2 separate regions of the Homo sapiens genome follow, and region 2 is linked to region 1. A link is an interaction called in ENCODE POLR2A ChIA-PET data of the cell type or tissue named here. Cell type or tissue: MCF 10A. All regions are shown on one strand. Links, peaks and the distances in the headings refer to the core of each region. The heading gives the core; the rest is flanking DNA.

The links. ChIA-PET counts read pairs that join two places held together with the same protein. Peaks named below come from ENCODE experiments on the same cell type or tissue, not always from the same donor. Only the 100,000 strongest peaks of a DNase experiment are listed, where the experiment ranks them.
Region 2: POLR2A ChIA-PET joins it to region 1 with 7 read pairs; 2 of 35 experiments call an interaction of 5 or more read pairs at or near these places.

What each region holds. Positions count from the first base shown.
Region 1 is chr9:117,761,102-117,766,168 of GRCh38, forward strand. LOC105376244 (a long non-coding RNA gene) reads left to right here. Exons shown (of 3, transcript XR_007061907.1): 1 at 1-348. Among named protein-coding and RNA genes, the nearest start is that of TLR4, 59 kb to the left of the region's middle. RefSeq lists an enhancer at 1,761-2,960. In MCF 10A, for the core only: no CTCF peak of the experiment used is centred there; a DNase peak (open chromatin) is centred at 2,350.
Region 2 is chr9:118,304,553-118,309,619 of GRCh38, forward strand. No RefSeq gene overlaps it. Among named protein-coding and RNA genes, the nearest start is that of LINC02578, 370 kb to the right of the region's middle. In MCF 10A, for the core only: no CTCF peak of the experiment used is centred there; no DNase peak of the experiment used is centred there.

The sequences.
Region 1 (5,067 bases), core at 589-4,588:
TGGAGATGGCCACAAATTCATTGTCAACCTCTCATTGAAAGGTGGAATCTAATTGTCTCCCTTGGAATCTGGGATGGCTGTCCTACTTATTTGACCAACAGAATTTGTCAGAAGGGACTTTCTGTAACTTCTGAAGCTGTCTCATAAGAAGCCTTGCAGATTCTGCTCATGTCTCTTTCCTCTCTGGGAAACAAGTCGCGACTCAGGGATAAGCCTGAGACACATGGAGAGAACATCCTGATCAATCTGGTCTTTGCTGCTACCCTGGTCAACAGCCTGAGCTGGATACCTGGCTGACAAGTACCACCTTTTTCCTACACAGATGACAACCCAGCCCATGAGCACCAGGTGAGTGAGTGAAGAAGTCATCCAGGAAGTGGGTGCTCCAGTTCATGCTGCATAGGTTGGAGACAACTCTTCTAGCTGAGGTCTTGTGATGCACAAAACAATGGTTATTTGATAATATTATGCTTTGGAGTAGTTTCTTTCATAACAGTAGATAATTGGAATAGCATTACTAGAAATAGCTAACATGTATTGAGCCATTGCTGCTTGTCAGAGTATTTTCTTAGGAAGATACACACACACACACACACACACACACACACACACACACACACACACACAGAGTTATATAATACATAATACACATGTATTTAATTGTATCTGCATATTAATCTAAGGGCTTTGGAGCTTTTATTATTCTCATTTTATATAAGAAAAATCTGAGGTTAGGCAACTCTTCCAGATCACACAGCTAGCAATTGGTAGAAATGTATTCAGACTAGGACTTTATTTGTAACCGCATCTCTCCCTCATAGCTCTGTGCTTTTGTCATGATGATGTCGATATTTAGAAATACACTTTTTGTTTTCTTGGAATAACCTTCCCACTCACCCCACTCTACTCCAACTGACAAATTCTTTCTAATCCTTCATGGCTTAGCTCTATAGTTATGTTTTCCTACCCAAATCCATGTAGATGTCCCTCAGCCAGTACTGCACTGTCTTCTGCCTAGCTGCATGAAAACAAGCAAGTTATTCCACCTCCCTGAGGCTCAGTTTTCTCATCTGTAAAATCAGTTAAAATGACTTCCTTATAGGTTTGTTGTGAAGATTAAATGGGCTGGCAGATGCTAAAATGTGTCATGTATGGAGGACCACGATGCACACACTAACCATCATCAAAGCTGAACTGCAGGCTGGAAGGATGAGTTCCATAGTCAATTACCTTTTGCTCTATATGTCTCTGGGTGTGCTGAGTTGCCTAAGGCACCACTTGCGCCTTCAAAGAGCACATAGTTCAGTGGGACAGAAGACAAGTAAAAGAACCAATATATTAATGAGATTCATGGCAGGATAGAGGGGAACATAGACTCTTTTAGTATCAAAAAGGGGCTCGTAATACCTTTGAGGAGGGCATTTCATGAAAGATTACCTGGAGGTGAAATAAGCCCTGCAGAATGAGAAGGTATTAGTGAGGCAAAGAAAAAGGAAAACCAGGCATTCCAGGTAAGAACAAGCTTAAGCAAAGCTATAAAGGAACCCAGGAGTAGGGTGTACGAGGGAACCTCCAAATAGTTTGATACCTACTTGCATAACAGATTTTGGGTGAAGGTGGTCTGGAGTAAAGAAGCAGGAGAGGCCTTTAGAGAGAACTTTGAATTCTAAGCTGAAGCCTTTCTCCCAAGGTCGTGAGATGCTATTAAAGGATTGAGAGCAGTGAGTGTAGATGAATAATTCTGCATTTTAGAACCATTACTTTGGAGCCTGTTTTGGAAGGGCAGGACTGGAGGCAGAGATATGGATGGAGGATTGTTCAATATTCTAAAAGAAGGGTGATGGTAGTGTGATCCAGGAGCATGCGAGTGGGCCTTTGGAGAGATGCCAAAGCAAAAGAAAGAAGGAAACTTAGTGGCTGGCTAAGAGGGATAAAGGTGGGGAAGAAATCTGAATGAACACCTTGGTTTCTGACTTGGGTGACAGTTCATGGTGGCACCCCACATTCAAATAGAATTAAAAGAGTGCAGAAGGAGGGACAGTCTCTTCTCCCTCTGGAGATGGGATTTCTGCAGGGAGGACACTGGGTCCTGTGACACTAGCTGTGCAGGTCACAGGCCTGCAGGAGCATTGAGCCAAGCAGGTCATTACAGGCATATCCACATCTGTTATAAAAACTGAACTCTAATCGTGCCAGACCCACTCTGGCATAATAAGTGTGGTTTTTAACATAATGCACTGCTGGAGCGAAGTTGTCAGAAAAGCAGGAGGCGGAGGAGGTAATCTGTGAGACTTCAAAAAAGAAGATTGAAGCCATTTTATGTGGCTGGAAATGAGTCATTTGTCAGCAATGCCAATGTGCTGTCAGCTTTGGAGGAGAGATGACGGGGCACCCTGGGGGGAGGGCTGGTGAAAGTGTCAACCTTCAGTCACCAGAGGCCATGTGTGGGGTAAAAAGTGTCAGTCACATCACATCCCTGTCCTGACCTGGGTTAGAGGAAAACCAGGGTCACAGCAGAGCATTAGCCTTGTAACCAAGGAACCTTGTAACCCTCCTCTCTCAGGAAGGAACTGATGTGCTCAGCGTTCTCAAAGACTGTTCAGAGCTTTAATTCCTCGGGGCATGTGCACTTTAAAAGAAGAGTGGGAGTGCAACACTTAGGAAGAAGAAACTAAGGGGTAAGAGTGGATTGGTGGCAGAAAGGAGGAGAGATTTCGAGCAAGGACTTGCCTAAGGTCACTTACATAGGTGAATACCCCTTCTCTCTACCTAGTTGCCAAGTCCAGGGTTATCTCTGGGTCCTAATAGCTTGGAAGCCATTCCTGGGAGTGACAACCCATTCTAAATGGAGTGATCCCTGCTTTGTATGTTATTGCATTACCTGACACTCCCCTACCCCCATCATGCCAGTATCGATCACTTGGATACTTACTTGGGGTACAGCAGCAGATCATCCTAACTGGTTCAGCCTTCATTGCTCTGCTCTCATCCATTTTTTTTTTTTTTTGAGGCCATAGTGACCATCTTAACTTGAATTGAGTCTTCGCCTTTCCCTGTTCTTTGTGTCCTCCCAAGCTACCTGGCTTTGGTCTCTAACAACCTATACCATTTCAATCTCAAACAAGAATAACTTTTCCTTTGTTCTCTTCACTCTACTCATGCTTGCCCTTTTTAGTTCCCTGAACACAGTGACGTTTTGTCTTTCTCTAGAACTTTGCTAAGGCTGGTCTCTCTTCTCAGGTAATGTCTATTCATCCTTCAGCTTCAATATCACTTCTTCAGAGAGGTACCTCCTGACTCTGACTAAGTTGCACCCCTGACCAATACAACACATAGAGACTGTCTTATAATACTTTCTTTGCTTTTGTAATTTTTATGATTATTTTATGTTATTGTTTATATTCTGACATCCCATTTCGATTCTGAACTCCTTAACAGCAAAGATAATGCTTGTCTTTTTTGCAACTGAATCTTTATGCCTATATGAATGCCTAATGTCAATGTTTCCCAGATATTTGTAGGATGAATAAATGAGGCCAGGTGCAGTGGCTCATGCCTATAATCCCAGAATTTTGGGAGGCCGAGGTGGGCTGATCACCTGAGGTCAGGAGTTCGAGACCAGCCTGGCCAACATGGTGAAACCCTGTCTCTAGTAAAAATACAAAAAGTAGGCAGGTGTGGTGGCATAAGCCTGTAGTCCCAGCTACTCGGGAGGCTAAGGCAGGAGAATCACTTGAACTCAGGAGGCGGAGTTTGCAGTGAGCCGAGATCGCGCCACTGCACTCCAGCCCGGGTGACAGAAAGAGACCCACCTCAAAGAAAAAAAAAAAATGAATGAACAAATGAATGAGTAAATGAATGAATAGACAACTCTTTAGTAATTCTGGTGAGCAGGAAAGTTTGGAACTCCACGCACCAGGCAACATCACAGATATACCAAATGACTTGCATAGGCAAAGAGACACGCAGGAATCAAGGAGGTTTATCAATAACTTTCCTGCCATTTTAAGCTATTTCCCTCTCACACTTTCTGTGGCAGGATAGCTTTGGGGAACAGAAGTTATAGAACCCCTTCCATTAGACCAGTGGTTCTAAAAATCTCCTAAAGACATAGATTAGAGGGTCCCACCCCGGTGCTTCTGATTCAGTAGGTCTGGGGTGGATTTCAAGAATTCACATTTCTGAAAAGTTCCCAGGTGGTACTGATGATGCTGGGTGGGGGGGTCACACACCTTTAGAGATAGTGCACTGCACATAATCTCTAGAGGCAAGGACTCTGCTTTTCACATTTGCTATTGCTATACGCAGATGCTATTGCTTAAACATACATACTGCTATGTTGTATATGCTCAAAAATTTTGTTGAATATGTGAAAGAAACTCAGTGGGCCCCTTTGCCCATCATGTAGTTCTGTTCCCAGAGCTAATTCCTCTTATCCATTCCTATTCCACGTTAGACGATCAACGCCATCACAAGCTCCCCTTACCAACCACTTGACCTTCTCTAGGTAGCTTTTATGTTCCACCCATCCTCCCCAAGAAACATCATCTATCCTTGTATTTTCTGTTCCTAAGGACTTGATGATATTTAGCAAACCACTTCAAGTTATGATGTTAACCAGTAATGGCAGATCAACATGTCACCTCTTTAAAGAGAAATTTTATTCTAACATTCGATTGAACATTGATCCATAATTGTGGTCAACTTGTACAGTATAGCTTGCTGGCTAAACTAAGCTTTTACAGATCTTAGTAAAAGAGTTTTATTTAGTAAACTATATAGCATTAAAAATAATTGTGAGGGCCAGACGTGATGGCTCACATCTGTAATCCCAGCACTTTGGGAGGCCGAGGTGAGAGGATCACCTGGGGACAGGAGTTCGAGACCAGCCAGGCCAACATGGTAAAACCCAGACTCTATTTAAAAAAAAAAATACAAAAATTAGCCAGGCATGGTGGCACGAGCCTGTAGTGTCAGCTACTTGGGAAGCTGAGGCAGGAGAATCTCTTGAACTCAGGAGACAAAGGCTACAGTGAGCCGGGATGTCACCACTGCACTCCAGCCTGG
Region 2 (5,067 bases), core at 603-4,602, 540 kb after region 1:
CCAACCATCTCTCCAAACAATGCCAAATGTTCCTCAGGGGACAAAACTGTCTACTCTTGAGAACCAAAATTGTCTACTCCCTTCTGCTCACCATCAAAAATCTAGCCCTTCTGATATTCCTCAGATCTTCCTAACACATGCTTATGCTTTGCTTTGCATCAACTGCTTAAGAATATTGTTTTTTCTCATAATATTGAGAATTCTTTTAAAGAAAGATCTGCTTTCCCTTTTTATCTTTTTACTTTCTCCATGATCCAGTATAAACCCTTAATTAGCAAGTCCCCAAATAAGTATTGGTTGAATGAACTGTAATGTCAAATAGATGGCTTTTTGTTTGTGCTTTATGTTTCTTGATGAAAGTTAACCCAGGGTTTCTTAGCCCACTGAAATCATCTAATATTACTAATGCCTTTAAATAAATATACCTTTAAATAAATATATATGTATGCACATGCATACTGCTAAATTTGTAAAGTTTGAGTTTACAGGCATCTTCTGAAGTCTATAAAGTTTCAGAAAAGAAAGTTTTTCTCATCCTTCTCCAATCCTATTTTATATTCTATCTTTGGTTATTTTCCCTTGACCTTCCTTTTTCAAGCTTGGTCCCATTTTACCTGGATTTTCGACCTTTGCTTAGCTTGCAAGTCTATATTGCTGTGCTAGCCAGTTATGCAGTCACATTTGCTTCTTTCTATCTTGTCTCTTTTAATCAGCTGCTCCACTAACTAGTAGCTGGCATAAAGAATTCGTGCTAAGTGCACATCTGTTCACATCTGGCACATAAAGGCCTGTAGGTCACATTTGTACAGGCAGCACAGCTGACTTCACAGCAGTCTGAGAAAAGAAAAAAATAGAAAACTCTGGCCTAAAAATTTTTTGTATTTGATCAACCACAGTAATTGGGGCATTTCCAGCTGGCATTCAGCTTGGCACAGGGAACAATGAACGAGACAGGTTAGGATCAGGGAGCTGGCAGTTGCCAAGATCTTTTCTTCTTTTGGTTCCTTCTGGACTCCAGTATAAGCAGTGAGAGAGGCTTGTCCATCTCATTCTGTCTTGCAGTGTGCCCTCTCTCAGTTTGCTGAGACCAGTCAATGTCAGACCATTGTTTCTAAACAGCAACCCTGACTGTCCCCAGCTTGCAAACATTAGCAAATACAGGCAATGTTCTTACAAATAACAGAGATTGTGATTGTCTTTCCTCACTCTGGTCCTGCATCTAAAGTAACAGATTGGAAAAGGGAAGTCAAAGTTCTGGATCCTGTTGGGAAGGTCAGAGCCTCCTTCTGATTTATTGGGGGACTGCTGCTGAGATCAAGAGGCAAGGGGACACCTTGGGAAGTAGCCAGGAAAACACAGGCTGGTGTGGATGAAGTCCAAAATGAACTCAGGTTTTTGCATACAAAAATGAAATGAAAGTTATTTGCAAATGCTCTTCTGGGACAAATTGTTGAAGGGGCCAAATAAGCATTCAATGGGGGCCTCAACTAGATGTTCTATAAGGCATTTTTAAATCTTGATATTTCTTTCATTTTTTTCCATCAACTTAATTATTTCTACTCCCCATATTATATTGTTCTTTAATTTACATCCAGTAATACTTTCTATGTACTTCTCTATCTCCTGCTTCTCCCAGCTGGATTTTTCCATAGTCAGAAGGCAGCTGAACTCCATAGGATATGATGTGAGCAAGAGCAGGTAAGCCACTCAAATACCTTCCTCAGACAGCCATCGTATCTGACATTTCACCATGAAGAACTTAAAAAAAAAACATAGAAATTTTGATCCTTGAGTCCTTGAGTGTTACTGCCACTTAGTATGATAACATCTGAAGTTAATACTGATAAATAGTTTGTTGGAAAAATAATGATTGCTAATATTTTTCACTGCTGGCTAGTCTTCCAAAGAGTTTCATGTATGCTACCTCATTTGACCTGCACATTAATCTTGAAGTATAAGTAGGTAAGTCTTTGAGAACTAACCTCATTAAGCTTTATTTTCTCATCTCAGTAATGGAAATAATGATGCATTCTATTTGCCAAATACTTGGGGGAGACATGAAGCAGAGCAGAGAAATACATATTTATATACACCACACATTAAATGCAAAGCAGTCTACAAAATTTGAATTTAGTGGCTAAATATGTAACTCCTGAAATCAAACTTTTTCCTTTAGTAAATTGTTCACTTGCAGATGAGGAAAGTAGGGTACAGGGAGGGCAAGTGATACATCCAAGATCACGCAACAATTAGTAATTAGAACGAGGTCTTCACACATTACATCTAGTGGGGTTTTTTTTTCACCATTTTATCTTCCAACTACACTCACTTCAAGATAATTCAGAGCCAGTGAATCCATCCCAGAAGGATGATGACTTCAGCAGACAAGAATTGTTACGCTCTATCCTCTTGTTTGGTTAAATGTGCAGATAAATGCTGCCTGAACCACTGCCATGGAGTAAACAAATCAATGGAAGACATGACCTCTGTGTTTAAGGTCTACTTATGAAGCTAGAGAATCCGTGCATGAAAACTAACCAATAATATAAGTCATAACAGTGATATAAGTAAATGATGTTACAGAATTCTGGACAAGAATAGGAAGATATCCAAAAATACTTCTTGGAGAAGGTGGAGTATGAGATGAATCTTGATTACATTTAAATAGTAAGGAAAAGTTTCAGAAAGCTGATCGCATACACAGGAATACACCAAGGAGCACTCAAGGAGAGAGCGCTTACTTTAAATGTGGATGAACATAAGTATAGAAGTTAGAAGATATGATTCCCAGGACTGACACCACCACTTTACTGTCTCTGAGAACGAGCCTCATTAAGCTTTCTTTTTTAATCTCAAAATGGAAATAATGATGCATTCTATTTGCTGAGTATTTTGGGAAGACATTAAGCAGAACAGAGAAAGAAAGAAATACATATGCACATTAAATGCAAAACAGTCTACAAATGTCAACTTAGTGGTTAAATATGTAATCCTTGGAATCATACTGTTCCCTTTACTAAAATATTTTTCAATTGAACTATAACCGACATGTATAAAAATGTATAATGCACAACATTAAATGTACAAACAGATGCATAAAAACCAACTACATATTAAGGAAAAAATAAAGAGAAGTTATCGGATAAATAGGAAAAAAAGACTTAAACAAGCATCTCAAAAGAAGAACATATTCAACCTCATTAGTTGTTAGGGAAATACATACCCAAATCACAAAGTGTTATCACTACACAGGCTCCAGTATATCCAAAATAAAAATAACAAGAACATACAATACAAAATATTAGCAAAGATGTAGAGAAATTAGAACTTGCCTGCACTGCTGATGAGAGTGTACATTGTTTCAATTACTTTGAAAAACTGTCAAACAGTGTTTGCTAAAGCTGTTCAAATAAACACCCTATGACATGGCAATTCCATTCTTAGGAATATCCAACTGAAATGCATATATTTGTGCACTCCCAAAAGGCGTAAAAGGATATTTATTCAGCAGAAATATTTTAAACCTTAACACAACAAAAATAGCAATGGTAGAATGGATAAAGTACAGTAGATTCATATAACAGGACACTAAGCAATGCCATGAATAAACTATTTCTAAATGCAACAACATTGAAAAATCTAAATAATAACAACAACACCCAGCTATAAACAATTGCGTATTGTATAAAAACCATATATGTAAAGCTCAAAAACAGAAACAAAAAACAAATTGAGTGTGATAGAAGTCCAGATAGTGGTTACCTTTGGGTCAGGGAAAGAAAGGACCAGGAGACAGCATGAGGGTCCTCCTGGGATGTTGGTTATATTCAATTTCCTGAGCTGAGTGTTAGTCACATCTTATACAGGTGCGTTTAACTTGTGAAAATTCAAATTGCCTTCTAAATCCCAGCTCCAACATCTAAGATCTATATAAACTTGGACATATTTTTAACTGAGTCTCAATTTTCTAAATCTCACAGAACTGTTTATTTAGATGATACATGTAAGGCATATAGTGCATTGCCAATAATATAGTAAGTGTTCAATCATCATTAGCCTTGTAATCAATATTACTACTCGTAAATAAGGTTCATAAAAGTACTTACACCATAGGGTTTTTATGAATAGCCTATGGAATGGTCAAAATTTTACACTGCTACTGGCATGTAATACATTCTCAAAAAAATAAAATGTTTGAAATAATGATTATTGAAACTTGAGCTTGCACCATCTCTGGCCATTTCCAGATACTGAAGGTCGATGTCTCCCAATAAACCTTGATATTCTGAGAAACATACACAACATGAAGTCTGTCTGAGACACTGGGGAGGTACCATGTTTGCAGACACCAGCTCCAGAATGGGCCAGCATCCTAGCGCCCAGCTCCTCTCCCTTTCATTCCACTTATGAGCGCATGTGCAGTCACTTTCTGCCTTGCTTGTGGAGCATGGCCCAGGTGTGAAACATTCAATTTCTAGCCATAAGGGAGCTGTGAAAACAGAAGGTGTTAAATATTTATCAGGTTCATCTATTTGGCTTCTTTTTTAACATCTTATTTGCAGGTTAGCAAGGAAACAGGGTGATCTTATGCAAGAGGCTGTAGACCAGCAGCGTGTTAACTTTGGAGTCCAACAGAACGGGCTTCATTCCCCGCCACAGCCACTGACCAAAATGACACTGGGCCAAGCCATTTCAGCTCTCTGTGCCTCTCATTGCTTGTCTGTAAAATGAGAGTAATAACATACCTACTTCTTAGGCTTGTCATGAGAATTAAATGAAATAGTTAAAAATATTGCACAATTTTGATATGTATCTGCATGAAAGGATAATGCTTATTTGTATTTCATTCTGTTCTCAGTCTTGCCTATATTTATTTCATAAGTTGAAATATAACTTACATACTATAAATTTTTCCATCTTAAAGTGTTTAATTCAGTGATTTTTAATATACTCACATGGTTGTGCAAACATCAGTAATATGTAATTTCAGATGGTTTTCATCACTTTTAAAAGAAACTTCATACCCGTTGGCAGACATTCCTTCTTCCCCTCGCCCCTCTTTTCCTG